Linked DNA regions of Homo sapiens: region 1 is linked to region 2. A link is a contact called in ENCODE Hi-C or POLR2A ChIA-PET data. All regions are on one chromosome and are shown on one strand. Each heading gives the region's core, a stretch centred on a gene start or an enhancer-like site at or near the end of the contact. The rest is flanking DNA. Distances are from core to core; before and after follow the strand shown.

Region 1 (5,824 bases), core at 1,194-3,693, 47 kb before region 2:
ACTTGCTCTCTCAATAATTTATAGAACAAGTAGAAATAAAGTAAGGTTATAGACAAACTATCAATCAGTTTGACCTAACTGATATTTATAGAACACTCCAATCCAACAATAGTAGAATATACATTCTTCTCAAGCGTGCATGGAATCTTCTCCAAGAAAGACTTAATCTGAATCATAAAACAATTCAACAAGTGTAAAAGAATAGAGACTATATATTTTCTTGAGTCACAATGAAATTAAACTGGAAATAAAAACAGAAACATAGCTGGGAAATTCCAAAATATTTAGAAATTAAATAAGACAATTCTAAATAATTCATAGGTTCAAAAAGAAGTTAACAGGGAAATTTTTAAATATTATAAATGAAATTTAAAAACATATCAAAATTTGTGGCATGCAGCTAAAGCAGTTCTTAGAGGGATATTTATATCACTAAATGTTTATTTTAAAACATTTACGTGACTCAAAACTAAAAATTATACAAAAAGGTGCATGCATTGAGATGTCCTTTTTTCAAACCTAACCTCTCCATCCATTTTTTTTTCCCATACCACCACTACCATCACCACTTTGCTCATAAAAGTAATGGTTTTTATTGGTTTCTGGCTTATTTTTTCCAGTGTTTCTTTTGCAAAATAATCAAATACATGTAACTATACTTACATTTTATCGTTTCTTATATAAAATGTAGCATCTTGTATACCCTTTTCTATACAAGAAGATAGTTTTTAATATTCAGTCTTCCTAGGAAAAGATTTATTTAAATAACTTTAAGAAATCTGTGACTGTGGTATATTACTTCATTGAACTCTCTGTGTTTTTTGGGACTAACCATGTTTAATTTAAATATAAGAAAAGTACATAGTTAAGGTTATGGTAAATATTAAAACAAATAATTGCATATAGAAGCATAATTCTAAACTATGAAATACTATTGAAATATACAATAGTCAGTGACATAAGAATAACTGACTTTTTAAAAGAATGCACATTTAAAATGAAAAAAGTAATTATCTGTTTTGAACTAGTTTAAGGAATAAAAGGGCATTTATCTACTCATGTAATTGTCTGATAGGTCAATGCTAGAATCTTTCTCCAGGATAACAGGAGCTGGAGACTTAAATAGTCTCCCCATACATCATATTAATAAATTTAGGACCTGTCCCTAGTACAGATAATAGGTTGGAGAGAAAAGTTAAGGTCGAGTGTTCATGAAGAATTTGGTTGTAGTGAAAAATTTACAGCATTTTAAGGTGCTGTTTGTTCTTCTTGATTTCTAACTTGGTAGATCAGTAATTTAAAATTCAACCTTTGATATATAGACCAATAACACATTCTTGATTTAAGGACAATAATCACTGCAGTTGTGAAAATAAACACCACTACTTATACTGCCTGGCAGGGTCTGCATTGTAAAACAAGCCTGAGTTGTGTTTATATTGCATTTGGATTGATGGGGAATGTGGCATTCATCTGCCAGGGGTCACTTCAGGCTTCCATGGCAGGAGGCCATATAATTTAAAAAATTAAAAAATTAAATTAAATTAAAAAGCCCCTGCAGATATTTGCTAGTACTGCTTGATACTCAGGAATTCAGGAATTGAATATTATAGGGTAAGGTGTGCTTTAAACACAATCTTAGGATTCTGCAGGCACAATGACAGAGGAAGAGACACGGGCCATGGAATATTCAGATGTGGAGCAGAATCTTAATTCATCGACTTATCACTATGCATCTTTGACAAGTAACTCACAACTCTGAAATCTCATATTTCTCATCTGTAAAATCAGTATAATGATATCTACCTCATAGGGTGGTTTCGAGGTTTAATTAAGGTGCTATGTAGAGTGTCTAACATACAAAGAAAGCCAGATAAATGATAGCTACTATTCAGACTCAGTCATCCGATAATTGCATAGTCTATGTTAATATATCTTTATTTGACTGTGCATTTCAACATGGCCAGTGCCTGACAAGTGATATTCATATTGATGACTCTGAGGCTAGCCTGTTAAGTCCCTAAGGGATTCTTAATCCACAAATAATAAATGGTGATGAAAAGGGTTTTAGCGCTAATGTATTTAATCAGTTTTTATTAGCATCACATTGATAAATTCAATGGGAATATCTCACAGTCTTATTTTACTGGCCTTCTCTGCAGCTTTTGACACTGTTCAAACTCTTTCTTGAATATTAGGGTTTTAAAATTTTAGTATGAATAACACATTTTCCCCAACCTCCCTAACTGGTCTTTCCAAATATTTTTGTGGGCAACACCTTTTTTTTTTACTTCTTAAATATTGGTTTTCCTTAGGCATCTTTCAGAAGACATCCCTTCTCACCTCACTAATCTTTTTAGACAATGTATTTCATTCCTATGACTTCACTTGTCATTTAAGTCATGGCCGCTGAGTAAGGCTGTGCAGTCTGTACACTGCCCGAAAGTGCTAGGCCAAGAGAGAGAGAGTGCTGGCAGAGATTCAGTCTGTGTTCTGCTTGCCAGGATGTGTACTCCAGGGCCAGTATTTACCTAGAGGAGGGCTTTTTCTAATTTATACAAAATTATTCCATATGTGAGCAACTGCCCTTTTCTAAATGACACTTACAAATTCATGCATGCACACACACACATACACATACGCACAGTGCAAATCTTTATACTTATATCAAGCTTTACAAATTTAACTGCCAGTGTGAATCTCCATCTGTATGAATCAAACTCCACATGACCTAAACTGAGCCAGTTCCTTCTTCACCCAACTTTACAGTTTCATCCATGTCCCCTATCTCTCTGGATAGAATTAATATCCACCAAATGCCTCAGCCAGAAATTTAAAGCTACATTTCACCGCTCCCACTCCCTTACTGTCAATATTGAATAACAGCAAACACTCTGCTGTCTGTACTGCCCAGACTGCCCTTCAGGACTTAAGTGCATATTTCTCCAAGTGGTAAGAATGCTGCCAGCTGAGAGCTTGCAGCCATCTGCCCTCTCCGGGATTTCCCCAACCCTAGAGCACTACCTCATCCAAGAGTACAGCGCATGCCCAGTGACTAGTTCTTGGAGAATTTAAAGGCCCAACTCTAGACAACTCTACCGGACCGTCCTAGCTCCAGAGCTCCCAGTGAATGCCTTATGTCTTCATTACAACCCCATTTCTCCCTCTCCATAGTTCTGCTTCCTTCTCTTTCCCCTCAGACATTGATCCCAAGAGCACTTTCAAATGACATTCTGCACACTCATGGTCTATGCCATCAACCATCCTCCAAGTGTCAGTGGGATATATTCATTCTCTCCATCCTTGCTATTACTTCCATATTTATGTCATCCTAATCCCTCACCTGGATGATAGCTGCTGCCTTTATCTTCTCATCTGTAATTTTCTCTGCTTGTAATCCACTGTCTACACTGTCAGAGTAATGATTTGATCATACACACACTACTTAATTCCTTAATTCTTTTCTGGAAGAGTGAAATCTATACTTCTTAACATAGCTTGGAAGATCCCTTCTGTTCTGGTCTCTACTGTTTACCAACCTCATCTTTCATTACTTACTTCATTTTGTTCCTATCTCTGACCATGCTCAACCATTTCTGGTATTTACCTACTTGTTTAATGTATCAAAATTTCTTTTGCCTTTCAGACTTTGTCCTTAAACTTGGTGACCTTTGCTTCCCACATCTCCCTCCATCTCTATTCCTTAAGCCATCCTTTTGCCTCCAGTGCAACCTGAGAACCTAAAGCCCAGCTAAATCTTATTAAAATCCTTTAAGTCTCAGAATTAATACTACTTGTTCTAGAAAATATTTTCTAAATCTTAGGAGACTAGATATATCATGTTCTCTCTGTGCTTCCATAGCATCCTGTACTTAGTCCTAAGAAGCACTATTGATATTGTATTGTGATAGACTTTTATATCTCTTAAATAATTTATGTTTTATCTCTCAATTCATTAAACTGGTCAATTATATTTACATTAATAGTGTGTCTAATGATAAACCTTTCTCTTACTCAAAGGATAAATATGAATAAATCATAAGATATATTTCAATGTGCTGTTGAATGTTGGTTAATTTTTTTTTCAAATTTTTATGTTGCTACTCTTTAAGCAACACTGCCTATTATTTTCTTTCCTTGTACATTCTCTGGTTTTAAAATCAAGATCATATCAATCATTTTAAATAAGATAGAAGCTATTTTATCTATCTCTATTTTCTACAACTGTACAAGGCAAGGTAAGTATTTTTTGTTCCTCGAATGTTTGATATAATTCTCTTATCTGGATATAGAAATGTTTGTGTATTTTTAATAGTGAGTGCAATTTACCTTAATATACACAGGCTTATTCATATTTTCAATTTTCCTTTGAATTTGTTTAAAGTTACAGTTTTCTGAAAATATTGTTTCACCTATGATTTGAAATTTTAATAGCACTACATGTTTACATATGTAACAAAACTGCCCATCCTGCATATATGCCCCCAAACTTAAAATAAAAGTTGGGAATTAAATTAAGAAAATGTGGCACATATACACCATGGAATACTATGCAGTCATGAAAAAAGATGAGTTCATGTCCTTTGCAGGGACATGGATGAAGCTGGAAACCATCATTCTCAGCAAACTATCGCAAGGACAAAAACCAAACACCGTATGTTCTCACTCATAGGTGGGAATTGAACAATAAGAACACGGGACACGGGAAGGGGAACATCGCACACCGGGGTCTGTCATGGGGTGGGGGGAGCGGGAAGGGACAGCATTAGGAGATATATGTAATGTAAATGACGAGTTAATGGGTGCAGCACACCAACATGGCGCGTGTATACATATGTAACAAACCTGCATGTTGTGCACATGTACCCTAGAACTTAAAGTATAATAATAATAAAAAAAAGTTGGAAATTAAAAAAGAAATTTAATGGCATTACGTTGTTAATAATAATCTCTAATTTTTCAGAAGTAAATCTTTGTTCTATCCAAGGTTATATTCTCCTTTTTAGATATAATTTTGTTCATTTGTGCTTTCTGTTTCATAACCAATCTTGCCAGCATTTTGCCTATTATTTGCCTTCTTAAAACATATCTTTTGTCTTTGTTGTTTGTTCCATCATTTTTTGTTTTCTATTAATTTTTGTACCTTTATGTTCTTTTGTTTTTATATTTTCTCTATTTTTATTATTCAAAATTTTAAATTGAACATTTATTACTTTTCAGCCATTCTTTTTTTACATCAGCATTTATAACTATAAATTTTCATCTAAATACTGCTTTAGTTGTATCCTACAAGCTATTTAGTGTTTTCATTTTCATTGTCTTAAGCATTTTCTAATTGCCATTATGATTTCTTATTTGACCTACATATAATTTCAGAGCCTGTTTTGATGTTTACGTATGTAATTTTTAATATTAATAATTGTTGGTTGAATATTTAAAATTTAATGTGATTGCATTTGTTACAAGTAAGGAGTCCAATCCAGACCCCAAGAGAGGATTCTTGGATCTTGTGTAAGAAAGAATTCAGGGCAAGTCCATAGAGTAAAGTGAAAGCAAGTTTATTAAGAAAGTAAAGGAATAAGAGAATGGCTACTCCACAGACCAGCCCCAAGGGCTGCTGGTTGCCCTTTTTTATGGTTATTTCTTGATGACATGGTAAACAAGGGGTGGATTATTCATGCCTCCCCTTTTTAGACCATATAGGGTAAGTTCTTGACATTGCCATGGCATTTGTAAACTGTCATGGCGCTGATGGGAGTACAGCAGTGAGGACAACCAGAGGTCACTCTCATCGCCATCTTGGTTTTGGCGGGTTTTAACCAGT
Region 2 (5,545 bases), core at 2,309-4,808:
GAACTTGGGAGCACACTTTTGCATGTTTATATTCCTTTACCATATGTTCTCCTACAAAGCTTATAATGTAGGGCAGCAAGAAAGAACATGTGTAGAGTATCACATCTCACTCTGTAGGCTCATCTTAGTTATAAAACCTCTCATAGAGAAGAGAGGAAGTTGGAGCAGTCAATGGAAATGAAGGAGAGGCTTCCCAGGCCTGAGCATAGGGAGGCTGACTTGGACATGGAAGGAGCCCTAATACTTAGAAAAGGAAACACTAGTGTGAGTGTTCCTGACAAAAAGCTTAATAAGAAAATATATATTATAGAAAATATAGAAAATATATAGAAAAAATATAGAAAATATATATTATATCATATTATAGTTTCATGTTTCATGGACATGTAATTGGGATCATAGGGCTTGTTTTAGATCAGTTTAATATAGCCAATAGTCTTGGCCTTCCAGAAGGATCGATGGAGGCTGGTGGCCAAAAACTCCAGGCCATATTATTGGCCTCCCTCTTAGCTGACCCTGCTTTTGAACAGGACTGTTCTGTCCCTCAACCTTCCCTGTCTATCAGCAAATGATAAAGAGAATTTTCTGTGCCAGGAACAATGTCATGGAGGCCTAAAAGATGAAATCCCCTGTGCTTAATGTTCCTCCCAAGGTAAGGCCTGGAGCTCCAAAGGGCATTGACCTGTTCTTGGTTTTTCACCCTATATAGGTGACAAGTACCTTAAAAGTAGGCAACGACATTTATTCTACTCTTATGCCGTTCTGAAAACCTAGAATACCAATTAGCACTCAGCTTCTGACTCACACTTTTTAAGATTTTGTAGTTGGTTAAAGTAAAATGACAGTAACTGAAGCACACAACACATTATAAACATTGGTCATAATTACATCTACATACTGAATTATCTATACAATTAAATAAATTATATAGCACTGATACTTGTTCATGAGGAACCTAGAATACTTGCTTACACATATTAGTGGTACATATTTATTTGTTAAAATCATCAGAATCCATTTTGTGCACATAACACTACTAAGAAATAGGAAGGAGTAAGAAAAATAACAGTCTTACCTTAATAAATTTATTACATATATTATCACAAAAGTGATGCAACCAAGGCTGCTACAAAGCAGATTGTTTTATTTTATACATTCTTTAAATGTATAAGTATGTTTCTGAATAAGTCTATTTAGAAATAAAAATATATATTTCAAAGATTCTGGAAAACCAGTGATATGCAAGATATCACCTATTCATTCTAGATCAAACATTAACCAGAGTCTATAATCAATGTAAGGAAACAAAATATTTTGCATATTTCTAGACTGGCAATAACTTGATTTTTAAAGTTTTTATTCATGACGTGGTTATATGCAAGAGCTGGTGGTTAGAAGACAATTAATGTCTTGATAAATATACTTGCCATCCATTCTAGATCAAAGTCATGAACATCTGGATAAAGCTTCACTTGGTCTGAAAATGAATCAGATAATGTTAAAGTATCCAAAATATTGACTTAATCACATCTGTTATTTTATGAGGATGGACAGGAAAGAAATTTAATGCTGATACTAGCATAATAATTTGGGGATTTTTTAAAATACGAAAAGATGAGTTGTCAGAATAGAGACTACAATGGCTGGAGCCCTCTCTAAGAAGATATTATAAACATAGCTTTCTTAAAGATCCCAACCTAACAAAAATTTTATGTATCTACATTTCTAGAAGATACAGAATGCCAAATATTCCAATGTAAGGATGGTCCTGAGAAAAAAGATCCTTGGAAGTCTTTAGAGTGGTAATCATATGCCAATGTCCCTGCTGAGAGATGGTATAACCTCATGTTGAACAGCTGCTGTTAGAGTGGTAAGAACATAATTCCCTAATGGCTTATCATCTACCTTGTGGGTTTTTCTGGAAGTAAACCAAGGCATCAAACTGAAACTCAGGAGACTGAGAATGTAACTAAATAGTTATAGGTCACTAATGTGAAGTCAAACATGGACACCGGAGATGGGCTGTAATTGATCTCAAGGATCTATGTCACATGAACCAGTTTTTCCTTTCAAGTCCAAGGTACTATGGTGGGAAAGAACCATGACGAGGTCTGGGAATCAAGCATCCTTTATTTTTATCTTGGCTCTGATACTAAGCAGCCTTTTGATATTGGCAAATCAATTCATTTTATTGAGTTTGTCTTCCAAAAATATGGAGAATCTCCTTACTTGAATCACTGTTTTTGTGAAGCTCCAGCAACACTGTGGGTGAAAGTGTTGTGCCCCTGTGAGACAGCATTGTATAACAGGGAAAGATGACATGGTCCTGATTCTAAATAAGGACAACGACTTTCCATATTTATGAATCAATCAGAGACACCCATACATGAAGGCAGAAAAATAGATGAGAAGCTCAGATGCAATATTCCTGCAGAAAAAAATGCTGCAGCATTGTGAGGTTTCAACACGCAGATTCTAGAGCTGGTATTTTGGTTGCTGTTATTCAACCTACAAAGGATTTATTTCCCTTTACTGAATTCACAGGTTAGGCCATATAAGTCAGATCTGCTTCTCTTGAGATGAAGATGCTGGCCCCGATCTGTCTGTTTACATAATGCCTTATGTGTTGTTTCCCCTAACATAACCTCACATGCAATGATTTGCCACAGAACAAAGTGTGCAGTATGCAGAGCAAGGATGGTTTTTTCTAGTCCACACAGGAGAACAATAAAATCCAATTAATTTAAATCAATTAAAGCGAAATATCTTAGTATCTTCTAGGTACCTCACACTGCTGAGTGTTATTGGACATAAAAGATGCACAACAATGCCTGTTGACCACAGTCTATCTGAAAAGGCAAGAAGCTAAATGTGCTGTATAGTAAGCAACTTACTCTGCAAGTTAAGCTGCACTCTCTGTGCAACGTTTAACAAGGTATCTTTCCTGACTAAGTCGTACAAACAGAAACAACAGGAAAGATGTCTGTTAAAAGTTGCACACGGAATCGATGATGAGTTAGGATAAGGACCAATATCTCCTAACCATCAGGCTAGTGTTCTTGTCACTACTTCACACAGAGTTCATGTTCAGTATACCTTTAACAGATGGCTCTGCAGCTTTTTTTTTTTCTACATTCAGAAGAGATCTTCTTTTACAACAGAAAAGACCTATTGTAGTTCATAAAATTGGATAATCCAAAACGTGTTTATCAATAGTACTAGAAACATGCAAAATTCAGTCTGTTTTTATTTAAATCAGTAATCCATGTATTACCAGCTACCAACAAGGCTATGTCTGAGGCTTTAAAGGATGAGTAGAATTTTCTACAGGAAAAAAAAATTAGGGAAAAGCATATTGAGAAAGTGTGGGGATACATTTGCAGATCAGATTTACACTGCTATTAAATGCAAAAGTGAGTGCTTTGGCTGCTGTTCATTCGTAAGTGTGTGCACAAGCCTAGACAGGGCGACGTACAGGCTTCATGAAATATGCATAAGCCATCGCCTAATTTCCTTACAACGATTATGCAACTATTTCAAAGGTATTGTTCAGGCGTTCTAACAGCGTTTATTCCTACAAAGCCTGTATTTGTTTCATGAGCTTTTATGCGTAATTATTTTGATGGACTTACCCTAGAGTTAGTTCCCTTTATATTATTTTACTATTGTACTCATTTTTCATTCACCCCACAACAACACTGTCCTCATTTAATCTTTGTGAATTCAGAAAGTTTAGGTTGAATTATTTTCCCTTTCCTTTAGAAAAGTAGTCTTACAGATAAGACACTCCTTGAGTAACACCAAAGGCATCTCAGCCACCAGCATTCCAGAAATTTCTGCAGGCTGATTACACATTGACAGAAGCAGACAGACTTCCTCTTGTCCTGGCTCATAACTGTTTGACCTCAGGAGATAACCTAAACTGGGTCAGGCTCATTTTGAGAAAATAAAGATTCAATGTTTCAATGTGTAGGCTGGACATGGTGACTCAAGCCTGTAATCCCAGAACTTTGGGAGGCCAATGTGGGAAGACGGCTTAAGGCCAGGAGTTTGAGATCAGCCTGGGCAACATAAAAAGACCCTATCTTTCCAAAATATTTTGAAAAAATTAGCTGAATGTGATGGTGTGCACCTGTACTCCTGGCTACTTGGGAAGCTGAGGCAGAAGGACCACTTTAGCCCCAGAGTTTCAGACTGCAGTGGGCAATGATCATTCCACTGCACTCCAGCCTGGGTGACAGAGTAAAACCCTGTCTTCAAAAAAAGAAAAAAAGATTCAATGTACGTATAAATATAATTTTTATTACAAGGCAAAGTGTTTTTAAACAACCAAATATAGCTGGTAATAAGTTACTTTCTCAGTAATGTCTTTCCTCCATTCTCTATAAAAGTGCACATTTCTCCTTTTTCAATTTGGTTAAACTGCATGCTTATTTTTGCCTATGCAGATACAACCTTTCCTCTTTTTTTGTTTATTTTATCTTCTATGAGTAGAAAGGCAATGAGATTTGAAATCATAAGTGGGACTGAATACTAATAATGTGACCATGAAAAAGTTATTTTAAGCCTTCACTTCCTCACTCGTAAACATATAATCGACAGCTTGTAAAAGTATTATGTGTGTGTTCACTTGTATATATACACACATATATATACACACATATATCATATATGTATGAACAAAATATTTACCACACATTTTGGGGGGAGGATGGAATGAGATAGTACAGTGGGTTGCTTAATATACGTTAGTCTTTCTCCTTCTCAACTCTGAAACTTAGACTGATCAATTGGACATATTATATAATATCTCTGCAGATAATCTTTTTGTTGTTGCTGCTATTTAGTACCAAATCAACATCCATGTTACCATGGATGAAAATCACTGTCATTGGTCCTGAAATATTATCATCAAAGTCATGACTTGTAGAATTATGTCCAAAGAGAGAATAAAAAAGGTCAAGATGATTAAGTAAATATATGTAAAGATTTTCTCATAGACCCAACCAACAACTTTGTAGCTATATTAAACTAAAGTCAATATAACATGATCCCACATTAATAGAAGTATAGCATTACTCAAATTGTTATGAAGATAAAGAACTTACTACTCTCCACAGCAGCCTGTTACATTGTTGAATATCTATTATTATTATTACAAAAATATTTATGTTCACTGAGTCCTATAACATTACTGTAAACCTGTGCTATGCCTTCTGGGGGCACATTAGCTCAATTCATGCTTCACAGGTTCATCTAGATATGATAGCTTTGGCAAAATGTATTAATAAGATTATTCATAAGAACATAAGCAAAGCAGATGCAGAAAGATTAAAAATAACATTATGACTACGAAGCATTTTAAAAGGGCTACATAATTTTACCACATGTATTACAGAGCAAAAGAAAAAGAGAGTGAGAGATGGAGAAGGCAAAATAGGAGAATTTAATAAGATACCTGTAATGTATCAAAACCGATTTCAGATGTCAACTCTTTAGTCCAATCTTCTCACAATATTTCAGAGTCCATCACTCTCTCCTCTGA

Evidence for each region. A loop is a pair of places that touch in the nucleus more often than their neighbours do. ChIA-PET counts read pairs that join two places held with the same protein, here RNA polymerase II (POLR2A). Pooled maps may share reads with other maps.
Region 1: a loop to region 2 is called in a map of PC-9, with 2.1 times the contacts of the local background. The contact joins two enhancer-like sites. A Hi-C loop is called at or near these places in 2 of 168 maps with a recorded cell type or tissue (PC-9 and endothelial cell of umbilical vein) and 1 of 50 pooled maps. POLR2A ChIA-PET finds 5 or more read pairs at or near these places in 2 of 52 experiments (AG04450 and activated CD4-positive, alpha-beta T cell).

What each region holds. Positions count from the first base shown.
Region 1 is chr2:18,343,195-18,349,018 of GRCh38, reverse strand. No RefSeq gene overlaps it. Among named protein-coding and RNA genes, the nearest start is that of RDH14, 210 kb to the left of the region's middle. Within about 2 kb of position 2,443, at least 2 of the 41 ENCODE cell types and tissues checked have a DNase peak (open chromatin) inside an H3K27ac peak, as active enhancers do.
Region 2 is chr2:18,297,969-18,303,513 of GRCh38, reverse strand. It overlaps LOC105373451 (a long non-coding RNA gene), which reads left to right. Exons shown (of 4, transcript XR_001739301.2): 2 at 1,730-1,870. Among named protein-coding and RNA genes, the nearest start is that of RDH14, 260 kb to the left of the region's middle. Within about 2 kb of position 3,558, at least 4 of the 41 ENCODE cell types and tissues checked have a DNase peak (open chromatin) inside an H3K27ac peak, as active enhancers do.